Linked DNA regions of Homo sapiens: region 1 is linked to region 2. A link is a loop called in an ENCODE intact Hi-C map of the cell type or tissue named here. Cell type or tissue: GM12878. All regions are shown on one strand. Each heading gives the region's core, and the rest is flanking DNA. Links, peaks and the distances in the headings are about the cores only.

What was found. A loop is a pair of places that touch in the nucleus more often than their neighbours do. Peaks named below come from ENCODE experiments on the same cell type or tissue, not always from the same donor. Only the 100,000 strongest peaks of a DNase experiment are listed, where the experiment ranks them.
Region 1: it touches region 2 in a loop (5-fold over the local background); 2 of 110 quality-filtered maps call a loop at or near these places.

What each region holds. Positions count from the first base shown.
Region 1 is chr13:28,632,329-28,640,674 of GRCh38, forward strand. No RefSeq gene overlaps it. Among named protein-coding and RNA genes, the nearest start is that of POMP, 23 kb to the right of the region's middle. In GM12878, for the core only: CTCF peaks have their summits at 4,577 and 5,575; DNase peaks (open chromatin) are centred at 4,593 and 5,573; H3K4me3 peaks cover 546 bases; H3K27ac peaks cover 295 bases.
Region 2 is chr13:28,424,995-28,433,340 of GRCh38, forward strand. It overlaps FLT1 (fms related receptor tyrosine kinase 1), which reads right to left. Exons shown (of 30, transcript NM_002019.4): 7 at 6,142-6,316; 8 at 5,056-5,173; 9 at 2,758-2,927; 10 at 2,165-2,324. Among named protein-coding and RNA genes, the nearest start is that of FLT1, 66 kb to the right of the region's middle. RefSeq lists enhancers at 4,893-5,292, 5,312-5,971. In GM12878, for the core only: a CTCF peak has its summit at 4,269; a DNase peak (open chromatin) is centred at 5,097; H3K4me3 peaks cover 2,123 bases; H3K27ac peaks cover 2,309 bases.

The sequences.
Region 1 (8,346 bases), core at 18-8,017, 210 kb after region 2:
GCTTTTTCACATAGCCTTACTCATGAGCAGCAGGAATGACCTCCTGGCTTTGGATGATCAAAATTACTAGTTGCCCCTTAAGGGCCTCATCGTTCATTCTAAACATTAGTCAAAGTCACACTACTGAAAAGGTAGCAGGTAAGAATGGTTTTTTCTTTTTTCTTTTCTTTTTTTTTTTTTTTTTGAGACAGAGTTTCGCTCTTGTTGCCCAGGCTGGAGTGCAATGGCATGATCTCGGCTCACCACAACCTCCACCACCTGGGTTCAAGCAATTATCCTGCCTCAGCCTTGCGAGCAGCTGGGACTGCAGGCGCCCACCACCATGCCTGGCTAAATTTTCTGCATTTTTAGTAGAGACAGGGTTTCACCATGTGGGCCAGGCTGGTCTCGAACTTCTGACCTCAGGTGATCCACCTGCCTTGGCCTCCCAAGTGCTGGGATTATAGGCGTGAGCCATCGCACCCGGCCTTTCCTCCTCTTTTAAGGCTAGATTGTATAGTGTTAGTTTATGTGCAAATTGCTTTCCCTCCATTTCCACTCTGTGTTGTGCACGCACACATGCATACGCCCCCCATACACCCTTCACCCTCTGCCGGGTGCCCCATATTAAACGGTGCTCCAGGACAGGTTTTCCTTCCACGTACTCAGTCCCTAGCTTCTTACTTGAAGAAACATTTCCTCAAACCTCACCCCAACCTGCTCTCAACTCTTCAAGTCACTGACTTTCGTTTCTTTAGTCTTTACCTTTGATCCTTATTTTTGGGCCTAACACACACTGTAAACTTCCAGGCTAGAAATACGGGTTCTCTTGACAGAGCATTTTTATTTTCTGTTTTAGTGATCAGCTCACCCCTCTCCCAATTCCACGGGACCTTTAGCTGTCACATACTTTGGCCTCAACTCTGAAAGCTGCATCCTCAACTGGAGCATCAGAGATTCCAGGCAAGGACTCCTTAACTCTGTTATTTTTATTTATGTATTTATTAGAGACTGGGTCGTTAGGTTCCTCACACTTGGCCTTGACCTCCTGGCCTCACGGGATCCTCCCGCCTCAGCCTCCTGAGTAGCTGGATTACAGGCACGAGCCACCACGCCCTTTTTGTTATTAGGGACACAGTCCTCCCCAGCCAGCACCACTCATAGAGTACCAGCCAGCACCACTACCGTAGAGTAAGTAGCTTGTAAACAAACAAGTAAACAAATAAACAAACAATATATATTTCATGTGTTTATATATAAATATATGTATATATTTGTATAAATATATGTGTATATATAAATACACATATTTATATATACATTTATATATACACATTTATATATACATTTATATAAATATACACATATATACATTTATATAAATATACACATATATTTATATATACATTTATATAAATATGCACATGTATTTACATATACATTTATATAAATATGCACATGTATTTACATATACATTTATATAAATACGCACATATATTTACATATACATTTATATAAATACGCACATATATTTACATATACATTATATAAATATACATACATTTATATATGCATTTATATAAATATACATACATTTATATATACATTTGTATAAATATATGTACATTTATATTTACATTTATATAAATATATACATATATTTGCATATATACATATATTTATATATACATTTATATAAATCTATACATATATTTACATATATACATTTACATATAAATACATATTTCATATATACAGTTTCACCTGAGGCCCTAGTAACCCCAGCTATAGTACTTGGAACAAAATCCCTGAGGATTTACTCGAGAACGCACCCTCAGTTCTCTTTGAGAAATCATACAGGATGACAGTTTCCAGAACACTGCTTATAGGAAAACATTCTCCCAGGTTTCAAATGGGAGAGGGCTGTATTACAGAAACTATAAACTCTTCAGCTCAACCTCTCCTGAACATGACTGTGGACGTTCAGAAAAGAAATCCAAGAAGACTGAAGAGTCAACGTGAATTCACTAAGTGCAAATCAGGCCAGGCTGACCTTGTTTCCGTTTTGGGGTGGGTTGGTAAGTTAGAGAAGCAAACCTTACCCTCAGCTCTCAATACCCTGGTGTGTAACAATTAGTGGAAAAGGAGGAAGGAAGGGTTATAACCAGTCTCCAGAAAATTATACATAATTCAACCTATATTAATCTGTTTCATCCCTTTAAAATGTAAAAGAGAAAGCTCCAAACTGAGCAATTGTTACATTCAAATACTCTTTAGAGGGCTTTGTATAGAAGAAGGATTAGATTTCAGAGGGCAGAGCCAGGATAAGTGTGTGCAAATTACAGGGAGGCAGTATTGTACCCCAAATAGGGGGAAAACTGTCTAACGCTTAGGACACTGTTTCTTAAACCTGAGTCATGTACAGACTCCCTAATAGAAAAAATTCTCGCAAATTTCCAGGGTTTACGAATTGTTTTTCTATAACAGTTCTTAGTTATGGACAAACATACAACTAGGTATAAAGTTCTTATGCTTACAGTTATACACATTTACAAATTAAGTTTGTAAACTGAATGTATAAATGTATACATTAAAGACAAGCAAAGCTACAATGTCAACAATATTTAAATAAACAACCTTCTTTTAATGGGAGAGATGATGTTTTGCTGAAGCAAAATCGTCATTCAGAGCATGAATATGGTATCGATGGCTTTTGCCTTGGGCAGTTGTAGACCGCCGTGTGAATTGTGATAACACAAACCAAACACATTTCTTTTTCTGAACCATAGAGAAATCTTCATTTATGAAGTATGCTATAAGGTTACTTTCCTTCACTAAAATTGACATCATGGTTACCTATTAGGACCAATTCTGTTCTTTTTTAATTCACTCCCAATTAAAGTGGATCTACTCTCCTAACACATAAACAAAAATGAGCACTGAAAGATACCTTCTGGTAGCCCTCAGATAAAAAGTGATTACTACATTCGCCAAAACTCATAGAAAATACAATCAGGGTGAACCCTAATGGGAAGGCTGAACTTTAGTTAATGATGTTGTATCAATTTTGGCTCACCAATTGTGACAAATGTACAACACTAATGTCAGATGCTAAAAGTAGAAGAAATTGGAAGCCAGGCATAGTAGCGTGCACCTGTAGTCCTAGTTACTCAGGAGGCTGAGGCAGGAGGATTGCTTAAGCCCAGGAATTTGAGGCTGGAGTGTGAACTGCCACTGCACTCCAGCCTAGGCAACGTGTTAAGACCTCATGTCTAAAAAGGAAAAAAAAAAGTGTGGGGGAGAGGAAATTAGGGATGGAGGGCCAGGGGGTATATGAGAATTCTCTGTGCTTTTTGTTCAATGTCTCTGTAAACCTAAAACCGCTCAGGAAAAGAAGAAGTCTACTAATTTTTAAGAAAGTGGTCACCATAAAGTTCTTATGTATTAGTTCTTTTTAGATTATTGTCCACATGAAAAGACAACTATTTCTAGATCTTGTATGAAACTCTTGTACCTCCAAGAATAATTCTATATATCTCAGGGTCTGTACCGTAGTTTTTAAAAATGCTGAAATTGAGAGTTCAAGAATGGAACGAAGTATTCTAAAAAGTCGTTAGAACTTCTTTACTCAAAGTGTTTCAGAAAATGCCTAGAAGGTCATCTTTTAGAGAAGTTCTTCTAGGGATTTTTGCTTTTGGAGAGAGGTCAGAGCACAGGATCTCTAATTCCAAGATTATATAATTCTACTTGGTGTTTTTTTTTTAAGATTTAGCTTTGAATTCATTTGCTTTTACTGCTACTTTTCACAGACTGTGCAATGGCCCAATGTCAGAACCATGAGGTGATGAAATTTGTAGCTTTCTAAGGTTTTTCTTATTCCCACAATCCTGTTCAAATAGCAACAATTTCATTTAGGCCAAACCAATTGCTAATTTTTGGTCCTGGGAAAGGATAACTAATAAACCTCACATCATTCCAGTGAACCCAGATTGCATTCCTTTCTGATGGCTTATCACATTGCACTCTGGGTTAAATGCCATAGTTATAGCTCCATTTACATATTTGGGTAATCCATTTTCTAAGTGTTCTCTTAAAGAAAACCTAGAAAACGTTTCTATTTCTTTATTCCCTTTGGAAAATATTTCCTTGCAGGAATCTAAGGCTAGAATTGAATCTGTAAAAGGACTCTTGTAATTCTATACTTTTTAAAACCACTGTTTGAATTTTGTTGAATTCACATACGTGCATTTTCGTTTAGTTTTAGCAGACAACACTGCCATGATAGGAGTTGTAACGTCATAGGCATTGAGTAGGTCAAATCTTTTGGCACTGGGTCTAAAGATTTGATTCCTCCAATTGGGGTGGTATTGCTGAACTGCGGTAGAACTGTTTTCCATTAGAAAGTAAAGAAGCTGGGTCCTCGTCATAAATGTGGGTAGCTGAGGGAGGAGTACAGTCACGTTTTCTGATTTTCAGCCTGTCTTTCTCTGCTAGGCAGCATTCGCCCCCTGTCCCATTACATCAGACCACTCACGATTCTGACCTGGAACTTCCAGAAAGAATGGCTGGCTTGGAGGCATGGCTTCTTATCACCACCCACTGTCTGCTCCAAGAACTGCAGGAGCATTTCAAAACCACCAGGGCAGGTGACTCTCCCAACCGCAGAAAGAGGAAATGTACTAGAATAGAAAGAAAGAATAAAACGGAAGAACAAATGAGCATCTGAGGAATACACCTGAAAAATGAATCACCAAGGGAAACCCGTTTCTATCTTTATTTTGATGTTTCCAAAAGGAAACCCGTATTTATAAAAGATCACAACCAAAGTTCAATAGTCTGAAATGAGATGATATTTTCAATATAAAAACAGGATCTACTCATTTTTCTCAATTCATATTAAAAACAGTTGTTTGATAGCATTCCCATGGAGACATGTAAATTTATTTATTTTTTCTAATTGTTATCCCAGTGTGCTCCTGTTTGAAAGCTATTACAAAATTAGGCCGGGCACGGTGGCTCACGCCTGTAATCCCAACACTTTGGGAGGCTAAGGCAGGAGGGTCGCTTGAGCCCAGGGGTTCAAGACCAGCCTGGGCAACATGGCAAAATCATGTCTTTACAAAAAATACAAAAAAAAAAAAAAATGAGCCGGGTGTGGAGGCACATGCCTATATTCCCAGCTACTTGGGAGGCTGAGGCGGGAGGATCACTTGAGCCTAGGAATTCAAGGTTGCAGTAAGCCATGATTGTACCACTGCACTACAGCTTGGACAACAGAGTGAGACCTTGTCTCAAAATAAATAAATAAATAAATTAATTAATTAAGCTATGACAAGGTTAGCATCAATATATTTTTGAAAATAGTAGCAGTCTGAATACAGACAAAACACGCCTCCTTGATTTGAGATTCTGCTTCTTTTTCCACTTTACTGTTAATTCCTTTTTTTTTTTTTTTTTTCATACTTTCACCAGTTTCAGGAAAGGGTGGGTTAGAGTCAGGGGCTTCCTGAAGCTTTTCAGAACAAGAATTCTAATGAAGCAGTGTGTTCAGAGGGGGGTCCCCTGAGAATCATGTTTTGGAACATACCGACCTCATGTGGTATTATCTTTGCTACACTTTGCAGTTTCGTGTGAAACTTATTTTTGGTCTTTAACAAAGCATGTCCATGTTTATCTTAAATGCTGAAAAAGTTTAATAGTTTAAAACAAAACTTTTTAAAATAATTAAATATACAATGAATGCTGAAACATAAAAGTCAGACAGAATGTTACCTTAACAAGAAAGGGCTTCCTAAAGATCAAAAGATTGCTGTTTGTTTTATTTGCTAAAGACAAATAGCAAGTACTTTCACTTTAGGGGATTCAGATTGCTATTGAAGGAGCCTAGGCATTTTTGTTGCCCCACCCCCACCTAGATAAAGGCTTCCTCTACCTCATTCATAGAGTGGGAAACTTGCTTATTGATACTAAAAACATTGACTGCGCATTTAGAAAAATGGAATGCTGACATTTGATTAAAGATAGTATAGGATTCAAGCCAATGGCATTTCTGACCATGTCTTTCAGTCTTACTTAAAATTAGAGGGGAAATAGACACTACCTTGGGTTTTGCCTTATTCTGTGTACGGGTAGTAAGTAATTAGTGCAGCACTGAGCGGGAATGAATTATACTGAGTGCCAGTGCTACCAAGTTCCACCCCCTCTCATGTTGAGTGGGATTTGTTTGTTTTAATTTTTTGTAGAGACAGGGTCTCACTATGTTGATCAGGCTAGTCTCAAACTCTTGGCCTCAAGCAGTCCCCCTGCCTTGGCCTCCCAAAGTGCTGGGATTACAGGCATGAGCCACCACACCCAGGCTTAAGCTGATTTTAATGCCACCTTTAATAAAGAAGAGAAGAAACAGGCTTTTCAAGAATAAAAGCTCTCTTTCCCTCTAAATATTTCCAGATTTGGGTTTTTTTTTTTTTTAAAGTCAGTGATATTAATTAAGTCAGTGATGGACTGCTATGTCAGAATAGGACAAGATGAAAATGTACCCTCAGTCCAATCTAATCTGCAGTGGCCTATAAGAGATGGGTTTGTATAATGGTGGTCCCTTTCTTTACGGGGCTGTTTGCATAAAGCAAAGCAACTTTGGATGATGTAATATCTGGTCATTTCCATCTACAGCTATCATATGGGCCCTATATAGTCCTGCAAAGAGAAATAACAGTTCTTGTCTTGTGCTACCTCGAAATAGCTTCAAAATGTTTGCTGTTTTTTATAAAAACTTCAACAAATATTTATTTTGCACATGGCTAGATCATGATTTCTGGTTTTTGTTTTGTTTTCACCTCATCGTTTGTGGGTTCTCTACCCAGGCAGTATAGTAAAGTTTTTAAGAGCTTGAGCTCTAGAATCAGATAAACTGACTCTCACTTACTTATGTGATCTGAGCAGATTAATGAAGCTTTGTAAGCCTAATTTGCTCATTTGCAAAATGGCAAATATTAGTAGTCCTTCACTTGAAAGGTTGTTGTGAGGATTGAACATGTGTAAGGAGCTCGGCACAGGACTCAGATAGAATCCATCAAATAATAACTTGTTATAATAAAAAAGGACATATGTCCAAGTCCTTAAATCAATTACAAGGAACCTAAAAGACTTTCTGCAGCAGTTGAGGGAAATCAAACACCACTTCTCTTTTCAACTCGCTTCCTTTCTGTTATCAGCTCATGGGATTACATGGCTGTTCTCACCAGCATGCATGTTTGTAAGCAGTCTACAGCTCATGTTGTGAGGGCAAAAGATGGAAGAAGGTCATGAAACAGAGTGACCCTCATCCATATAGAAATGACAAAATATGCATGCAGAACCTATCATTCTTTAAGACTCTAATGAAATCCGGCTAAAGGAAATTACAGTGCGTGATAAATGATATTCCATGATTTCAGGAAATCTTACCAGAAAAACCCAAAAACCTCTCATGGTTGGGTAATGCAAAGATTCTAAAATACCAGATACTCCCCAGATCCCCAGATCATGGCTTTGGATTGTATTGAACCAGCAAATTATTTTGTTTTGCTTAATTTACTTTAATGGGAGGCAGTATGGCAGAGTGGTGACATGAGGTAGCTCAATTGTTGTTGTTTTAAAAATTGTTTCATAATTTTGCTATCAATAATTGCTTGTGATTCTTGAGTAGCATTCCATAATTACATGCTCATAAGAATGGTGGGAAAGGTAGTGCATGTGTATTTGAGATAATAAAAGATTTTAAAGTATCAGAGGGCTGGAGGCAGTGGCTCATGCCTGTAATCCCAGCACTTTGGGAGGCTGAGATGGGCGAATCACTTGAGGTCAGGAGTTTGAAACCAGTCTGGCCAATATGGTGAAACCCTGTCTCTACTAAAAATACAAAAATTAGCTGGTGTGGTGGCGCATGCCTGTAGTCCCGGCTACTCGAGAGGCCGAGGCAGAAGAATGGCTTGAGCCCGGAGGTGGGGGTTGCAGTGAGCCGAGATTGCACCATTGCACTCCAGCCTGGGTGACAGAGCGAGACTCCATTTCAAAAAAAAAAAAAAAAAATCACAGTAGGAGACCACTACTTTCTAAGGGAGGAGTCAGAAAACAGGAATAGTGATTTATTTAGACTAATTCTGTTATGTCAGGCATCTAAAAGAATTTAGTTTGAAGAAAGATTTGGGTTTCTATGAGAATGTATGAAAGCTCTAATTTATTATCTATTCAATAATTTTATATATAGATTTTTATTGAACTGAAAAGATAATTTTAGAAAATCCTTCATTTCCTCCACAGCATGGTTAACATTAATATTTAGACTGAGTTTATGAGTGTTTTCCCAGCATTGATTTCATAGTTCCTTGT
Region 2 (8,346 bases), core at 40-8,039:
CTCTCTGAGAGGGTGAAAGAGTGGTTCTGTTTATTTTCTGGTGTACAAAGTTTCTACATATATTTCTGAAACACCTCTAAGTTAACTGTACTGATTTAACCACCAAGCACCAAATCTGGGCCTCACACAGGTAGGCTACTCAATTAGTACCTGCTGACTAATGTACATCGAGCTGTCATTCTTGTACATCAAAGATGTGTACGTTTTTGGCAGATAATTTCAAGCAGCAACGTATTAAAGAAATAAAGCATATGCAACCTTAAACTTCCATTTGTGATCAGTCTTGTAAGTAGTGAAAAAAAATGCCTTGAACAGAGAATAATTCAAATGGCCAACAAACATTTAAGGTAATGCTCTGAGTCTTGAGACCATTCTGAAAGGAATAAGACATGTTTTCAGGCCTTGGCGAACTTATTCCATCACACAGAAGAGAGATCCCTTACACCACAAAGAAATTGGAAAGAAAGCTAATGTTTACAAAGTTCCATTCGAGGTGGCCTCATTCCCCAAACCATATTTTATTAGCATCACTTAAACCCAAATTTATAAATATTATGTTCTATCACCATAATTGTTATTTTCTAACATAGTTACTAGTTCTAATCCTAGATAGAATAGAAATTTTAGATTTAATATTGCCAAAACAAAATTTAAATATATTTAGAAAAGGCTCTGTTATTCCAGAAAAATTCAACTCTACACTTTTATCCGAATCTAATAGCTTCAATTATTTAGTTTTTTTTTTATTTATTTGCATGTTAGGTTGGCACATATGTCAAGACCCTAAACGGATGGGTCGATAAATATTGATGCATACCCCAAATTTGCAAAATAGTATAGAATTTCAGTAGATCTCACTGTCTTATGTGTTAAACATTCACAGTGGTAAAGAAGATATTTAAGATTTGTAAGTCTTCTCTATTTCTATTCTTAGAAAATGACAGTCAAATGAGAAATCAGATGTGTGGAAAACAGCTACTTCCCAGGAATTCCATAGCTCACCAGTAACTTTCCACTCTGAGAGTAATACACCCTAAGCAAAACGAGTTGGAATTGTGGGAAGAATCTAGAAAATCAAATAGCCACTTCTATCTGTTTATGTTAGGATTATGCTTTGTTTACTTTTCCTGTCAATCTTTTTTTTTTTTTTTTTTTGAATAACAATCCTCCTGAACACTCTGCAAGTGGAGTTAAAAGTAATAAGGAAAATAGTTTGGCATAATGATAATCCTTGGGCAGTTTCAATAATATCTTATTGTTGCACCTATCAAGTCTATTCCTGTTCTTCAAATTAGCTCCCATAAACTATCCTTAGTATCATCCCTCTAGACTAAACAAAAAGAGGAAAAAGCAAACAAGGCTCAGTCATCAACAGGATGCAAGGAAATGCTGCACAATTAGCAGAGGGTAGGGATGTATTCATTTAGCAAATATACACTAAGTATCTACTGTGTGCCAGCCTTGGCCCAGCCTAAAGACACAAGGGTGCTCTCAATCAGCTCTTAGCTTAGAGAGAGACAAACCTTTGCGCATCGAGTGATGTAACAAGGGCGTGAACAAAGTGCTGTTCATACTGAGGGGGAAGAAGTGATTCTGAATGAGGCAGTGAGGAGAGTTCACAGAGAAGGTGACGTAAGAGCTGAGCCATGGGGTTTGATAAATAAAGCCCTCTTAGGAGGCAGGCAATGGGTGGAGGTGCATTTCAGACAGATGGAAGAGCAAAGCCCAAAAGTAGGAAACATAGTGATCACTGGTGTTGGGAAGAACTTGGATCATAACCAAAGAATACAAAATGAAAAATGGGAATGCTAATGCAACTGACATAGTGGTATTGCCAAAGTCTAGGGATCTTCAGTTGAGAAACAGGAGACCAGAGTTCCAACCTGAGCTCATGTCACAGCTCATGGGAGGACCTTAGTTTTGTGCTTGTGCTTCTAAAACTGTAAACTAGAGAGAAAAATTATGAAATTGTTAGCCAGTGATAGGGTATATTCAGTAAGAAAGAAGAGTAGCTGTTGCCCACCTTTTTCCAAGGCAGGGAGAGCCTTTGCCTCAAATATACAGTACATCCCACATGCAGATTCCCATCTGCGTCCATTAAAAAATCTTAATTCCAGGTGTCAAAAAGTATTTGAAAGTTAGTAAAAAAACTGACTGTCCCTACCTTGCTTCGGAATGATTATGGTTACAGGGGTGCCAGAACCACTTGATTGTAGGTTGAGGGATACCATATGCGGTACAAGTCAGGATTTGTCTGCTGCCCAGTGGGTAGAGAGCCGGGTCTGGAAACGATGACACGGCCTTTTCGTAAATCTGGGGTTTCACTGGAAAGGAGATGAAGAACGGGACAGAAGTCAAGAGCAGTTCTAATGACTTTCTCCTGGGCCACACATGAAGGACCACATTCTCACTGGCTTTGATGTCAGGGAAACAAACAAGAAACAAAAAAACAAATAAACCCTCCTATTTGTCAAGAAAATGCAGATTTTTAAAAGTAGTAGCAGGGTTTTGAGATTATTAATAATTTGATTCCATGGTATGTACATTGTGATTACAGTGATAAAAGATCATGCCGCCTATGGAATACAACAAACAAACACGAGATTGTTAAGATGGGAACTTAACGTTAAGTGTTTTTTCAAATGATTATTTGAAATTTTGCTATCTTTGATGTTGTTACGCTGATTTTTGAATTCATAAATGTTCACTAATTTGTTGCCTACCAGAACCAGAAGAAAGTATGAACAGCAAACTTACCATTGACAATTAGAGTGGCAGTGAGGTTTTTAAACACATTTGACTGTTTTATGCTCAGCAAGATTGTATAATTCCCTGCATCCTCTTCAGTTACGTCCTTGATAATTAACGAGTAGCCACGAGTCAAATAGCGAGCAGATTTCTCAGTCGCAGGTAACCCATCTTTTAACCTGTGGTTAAAAACATGATCAGTAAGTCATTTCACACGGCCTCTCAATATCACTTTGATAACACGGTCATTGAAGTTTTTGAGCTCAAGTTGACCAATTTCAAACCTTTGATCATCAGTGTTGATTTTTAAAATGTAGGCATTAACTTTTGAGTAAAGGCAGATATGATTTTTAGACTGGGTAACACTTCATATTTATTGGCAAGGAAGAAGAAATAAAGCGAGCGAAGATAGAAAAGCAGTAGCTTAGTGTGCCCACAGGCATACTGGTGGCCACTGTGACTTAAGTATTAACCCAGAAGCAGGGGCTCTGATTCCATCCGAGATGTTTTTCAGAGTTTTCCACGAGGCTCCATCAGCAGTATAAGGGCCATTGTAAGTCAGATCAAGTAGATCACTTCTCCAGATAAAAATAAAAATAGACTTTTCTATTGTGGTCTCATGTGGAGTTCTTATTAGTTTTATAAATGGTCACACCAGTTGTCCCTTTCATAAACTAGAGTGAAATCAAGACTATCAAGATTTTTCCTCTGAGGAAGAACAGTTAAGGCACAGAAAAAAAAAAAACAGAAAGCATAAACTTAAAGAAATTTTAAAAACGTATTAAATACTGAATCGATGCATTGATATCACTCTGTTGCACACAGAACTGAGAGTCAGAGGCTTGGGTGCTTGACCTGGCTCTGCTACTCACTGCAGGCTGCTGCAAATGTGACTAACCAGTTTGGGCTCCAATTTTCTCAAATTTTCTAGAGGTTCTCAAAGTTTCCTTATAACTCTAAAATTCTATGATTTCATTAAAATGCATGGTTCTTTAAATAGGCAGTTTTAATCCATTAGGAGTTTCTTGTGTTCTGTATAAAGGTTTAATATTGGGAACTTAGTTCATTATCATGCATGATTATAAAGTCCTACAAACAAATTCCCATTACTAGTGTGTCTCAGATCCAAAGTAATTAAAATGAGGATGCTACACTTTGTGATTACAAATATTGTCTTGGTATTACTTTAAATTATTTCCTACAACAAGTCAGCATTTTTGACGGTGGATTGAATTTTTTTTTAATGCCCTTGCTACTTAGTTACTGAAGAAATCAACACTAACAGATGAGCGTGCCCTCAGACACTGGAAGAGTGAATGTACCTCCTGGAGTCATCAGATTACTATTCAATTTACTATTAAACCTAAAAATTTACTACTAAACGTTTTTGATATTCTGAAGCAAAAAAGATCATTTTTCTACTGCAATGGCATGAAGACATAGCACAAAGTTAAAATTTTCTCTTTAATTCCCTATTAAGTATTTGAGGGAACTGCAAACAAACACTGCCCTCATATGACATTGAAAGCCAAATCAGCTCTGGTTAGGGAGATTCTAAAATGGCGCCACATCCCTATTGTATGGATTGTTTTGCTAATCAGTTTTGTACTATACCCTTTGTTTAAAATGTAATGACTTGAGCCAAAGATATTGGCATTTAACAGTAATTTTGTAAAATGATTGCAGATCATAAACAGATTACATTGTTTTACATCAGGTGTTGTACCAGTGTTTTAAAAAACAACTGCTGAAGGAGGTTTTGAATATGTATCTTTCTAGCCAAAAAAAACTTAATTAGTTCAAATAGGCCCCATCGTCCCCCTCTTCAAATGAGTAAGTCTTGTCTCTATTAATGTTTGTTTAATTTTAAAACAGGACTGGAACTTTCAACCCAGCTGTATATAAAAGAATTATTTTCAGCATTCTCATTACAAGAGCCCACTTCTTCAGGGTTAATAGAGCATGTTACATATTCAAAATGCTTCCTAGTCATTGCTCAACACATCCCATTCAAAGAATGTTGACATCATAGGAAGGTTTAGAGATGCAGAAAGTTAGCCACAGTAAGAGACTAGACTGAAGCGAGCACTCAAACAAACCTCATCTCTCGCTTACCTTGCTACATTATTTCCTTTTCCCCAGCCCTTCTCACCTCCACCACCCAAGAATCTACAGAGTTCTGAGCTCTCTGGGGCTGTCTGAGGAACGTCTCTTGGTATTTTGTCAGGAATTCGAGTCATTAGGCTCTTGCAGCTTCCCACTTACAAAGTATGTCTTAAACTGTTATGGAAATAAGGATGGTCCTACCATACAACTTCCGGCGAGGGAAATGCCTTCACTTTCATAGAGAGCCGGTAAGACCGCTTGCCAGCTACGGTTTCAAGCACCTGCTGTTTTCGATGTTTCACAGTGATGAATGCTTTATCTTTGAAAGGAGAAGTGATACATACATTAGAAAAGAATAATTTCCATAAACAAAACCTTAGGGCCTCATTCAGGGAGGGTGTAATCAATGAGTAAATAAACAGAGCTGAATTATGATAGAGCCTATCAATGAGCCCAAATGTTGATCATGAATAGGATACTTTAAAAGCACTGTAATTGGTGAACGCCTTTCAAATCAAATGGTATCACGTCCTAGCCACATAAAACAGTGGCAGAGCAACAGAAAGTGAAACACCTTAAATATCTCTATCACAATAACAAAGAAGTGGGAAGATATTTCTAAAAATCTACCTGGCCACTATAAGCAAGGTGAGAAAAAGTTGCTCTGTACACCCTAAAACAACCAATTTGATATCAAAAATCAACTGGAGAAAGACAAAAGGAAATAAAGGCTACTGATAGAATTGTTCCATAGTTTCTGCCCTCCACACTGTTTCCTTTTCAGCAATGGAAATAAGGTCTTTAAGCATTTTCTTTATAGAATTTGCATACTGAAATTAAGCAACAGCATTAGGATTCCTTGAGAGTAAAAGCAGGAATAAAATAGCATTAATTCTAAATGATTTAGCATACCATATTTTTATTTCTCTAATTCATGGTAGTACCTGAGAAATTTTTCTTAGATAATAAAGATAAAACTCATCATCTTTTTCTGTTTTGTTTATACAGAACACTAAGAATTTCATAAATATATTAGGTTCTAACCGAATTATTAGCCATAATAAGCATCTAAAGAAAGGACTCTCTGTTCAATTCAAAAGTATTAAATGTAAAGAGTACTTAATGTGGTTTGCTTTTTGACAGGGGGAGGAGGGAACCATGGCCAAGCTGTATTCATTCATGATAATGTAACTCTTGGCCAACAGAAAACTGACTTATTTAGAGAACACAGACATCTACAATGATTAGAAAGCATAGCATGAGTTGGCAACGCTGAACTATGCTTACCATATATATGCACTGAGGTGTTAACAGATTTGAATGATGGTCCACTCCTTACACGACAAGTATAAAGTCCTTTGTCTTTGTTCTGCATTTTGTCAATAGTAAGAACACTGTAGAATATGTTGGCATGGGAATTGCTTTGGTCAATTCGTCGCCTTACGGAAGCTCTCTTATTTTTCTAGAAAGAAAATGTATAACAAATGTAGAAGGAGTGAGTGTTCATGCTTAAAGTTATATAGGATTTTAACATTTCTTAGATCATTAGTTCGACAACAGCTTCTGTTTTATACTAAGAATCATGTCAAATCCACCTAGAGCGTAATGTTTGGAAACTACATCTGTGTCTAGAGGTGCTTCAAATATGTAGCATAGCAGGATTTATTTAGCACTTAATTTTCTTCAAATACACTTTCACATATACTATCTCAATTGTTTGTCCCAACAACCTAATGAGATTGGCAGGCTGACTGCCCTTTTAGTGATGAAAAAACTGAAGGAAGTGATACCCTGGCCCAAGTTGGCTAGGAACTGAAGTTGTTTGAGCATAAATCTAGTGTCCTTCCTCTGGCACACACACCTCTCTACACAGTAACCTGTTCCCTAGGCATAGATATCGCACACAAACGTGGACAATCATAAGCCTTAGTTAGTGTCTGGCTTAATGACAGTGCTTCTCTCACCAAATCACCATGTGAGTTTCCTTTTTTGTCCCTACGAGATATGAAGGAAAATATAATGAGTCTTGGCTGTACTTACTAAGGTGGAATAATGCTATAGTTTCATTATTTCACTATTTGAACAGTGCTTGCCCATGTCAGCTAAATCACAGTAAATGGATCTTTAACCAAGACTTGGAAGGTGCTGTCCCAGGTTTGTCTCAGAGAAGATCAAGAATTAGCCTTAGGCTCTGCAATCTGACCTGGCCACAATGACAGTCCTGCTCACTGTTTTGAGAAGACAAGATCACATTGCCGTCTCCTTTTTTTTTTAAGCACTATATTTTATAACTAATAAGTTATTTCCACCTCTCAATCCTTCCCCATAGTCATAGGGGGCGGAGGGGAGGAGCATGGAAAAATGTCTTTGGGAGCTGTCCAGAACTGATTTTTGGATCTTGAGCTTAGTTCTCCTCTGTGCCACGTTTAATACACTTCTACCCACCTGTCCTTTTACTTCCCCATTGGAACAGACAGACACATGTTGAGGCCATTTTCTTCATTCTCAGCAATAACCAGAGAGAAAAGTCAATTGCCACTATCAAAAGTCAGAGAACTAGTCCCCTAACGTAACAGACTGAGGGAGCTTTCTGCAGCTCTATTTATACAGGTACTACTTCCTTTGCCAAGCTGAGTAACACTGGTATTGCTTCTGACTTGGGAAAGAACTCATCCTGTGTTTTAGAATTGCTTCGCCCAGTACTGCAGCCACCAGCCACGTGTGGCTATTAAAATTAAATGAAATCAAAAATTCATTTCCTCAGTCACACTAGTCACATTTCAAGTGCTCATCTGCCATATGTGGCTAGTGGCACAGTACTGGAGCACAAATACGGGATATTTCCATCACAGAAAGTTCTGCTGGACAGTGCTGTTTTAGAAGATTATTAGCATTTAATAGATGTGTTGTAGATACTCTTACTTACAGCAGCAATGCTAGCAGGATAAAAGTTTCTTCCCTCTTGGCACTTACGGAGAATATTTGATTTCTATTAAAACCCAGAAAATATTGCTACAAGCCATAGCATTTTTATTTAAATGAAACAATACCTCTCCTAGAGAATAGTTTATGACTGATAAGTCCTTAATGTGTCCCTACAGGGCACTCGTTACACGTTTTTGTTGCTAAGTTATTCCATTTCCATGGCGAGAAATGTCGATGAAAAACAACACTAGCTTGAGGCTGATGCATTAATCTTTCATACATAATTTAATCATAAATTGACTTTGTAATTGGGCAATCTGAACGACATAACAAATGATTGTACTTGAGATATGCCGCATAAATCATGCTGACACACAAGAAATGGGGGCTAGAACTACTGTCAAAATTTCCGTAACAGTTTATCATAGTTTCCCCATCTATACATTTTTAAAACAATTATTGTTTGCAAGGATGTTCGATTTGAATAAGGGAACCCAACGCAGGCTTCATTCTTCTCATTTTTCTGAAGGACAGAATTGCTCCCCTGACACTTAACAAATGGAATAT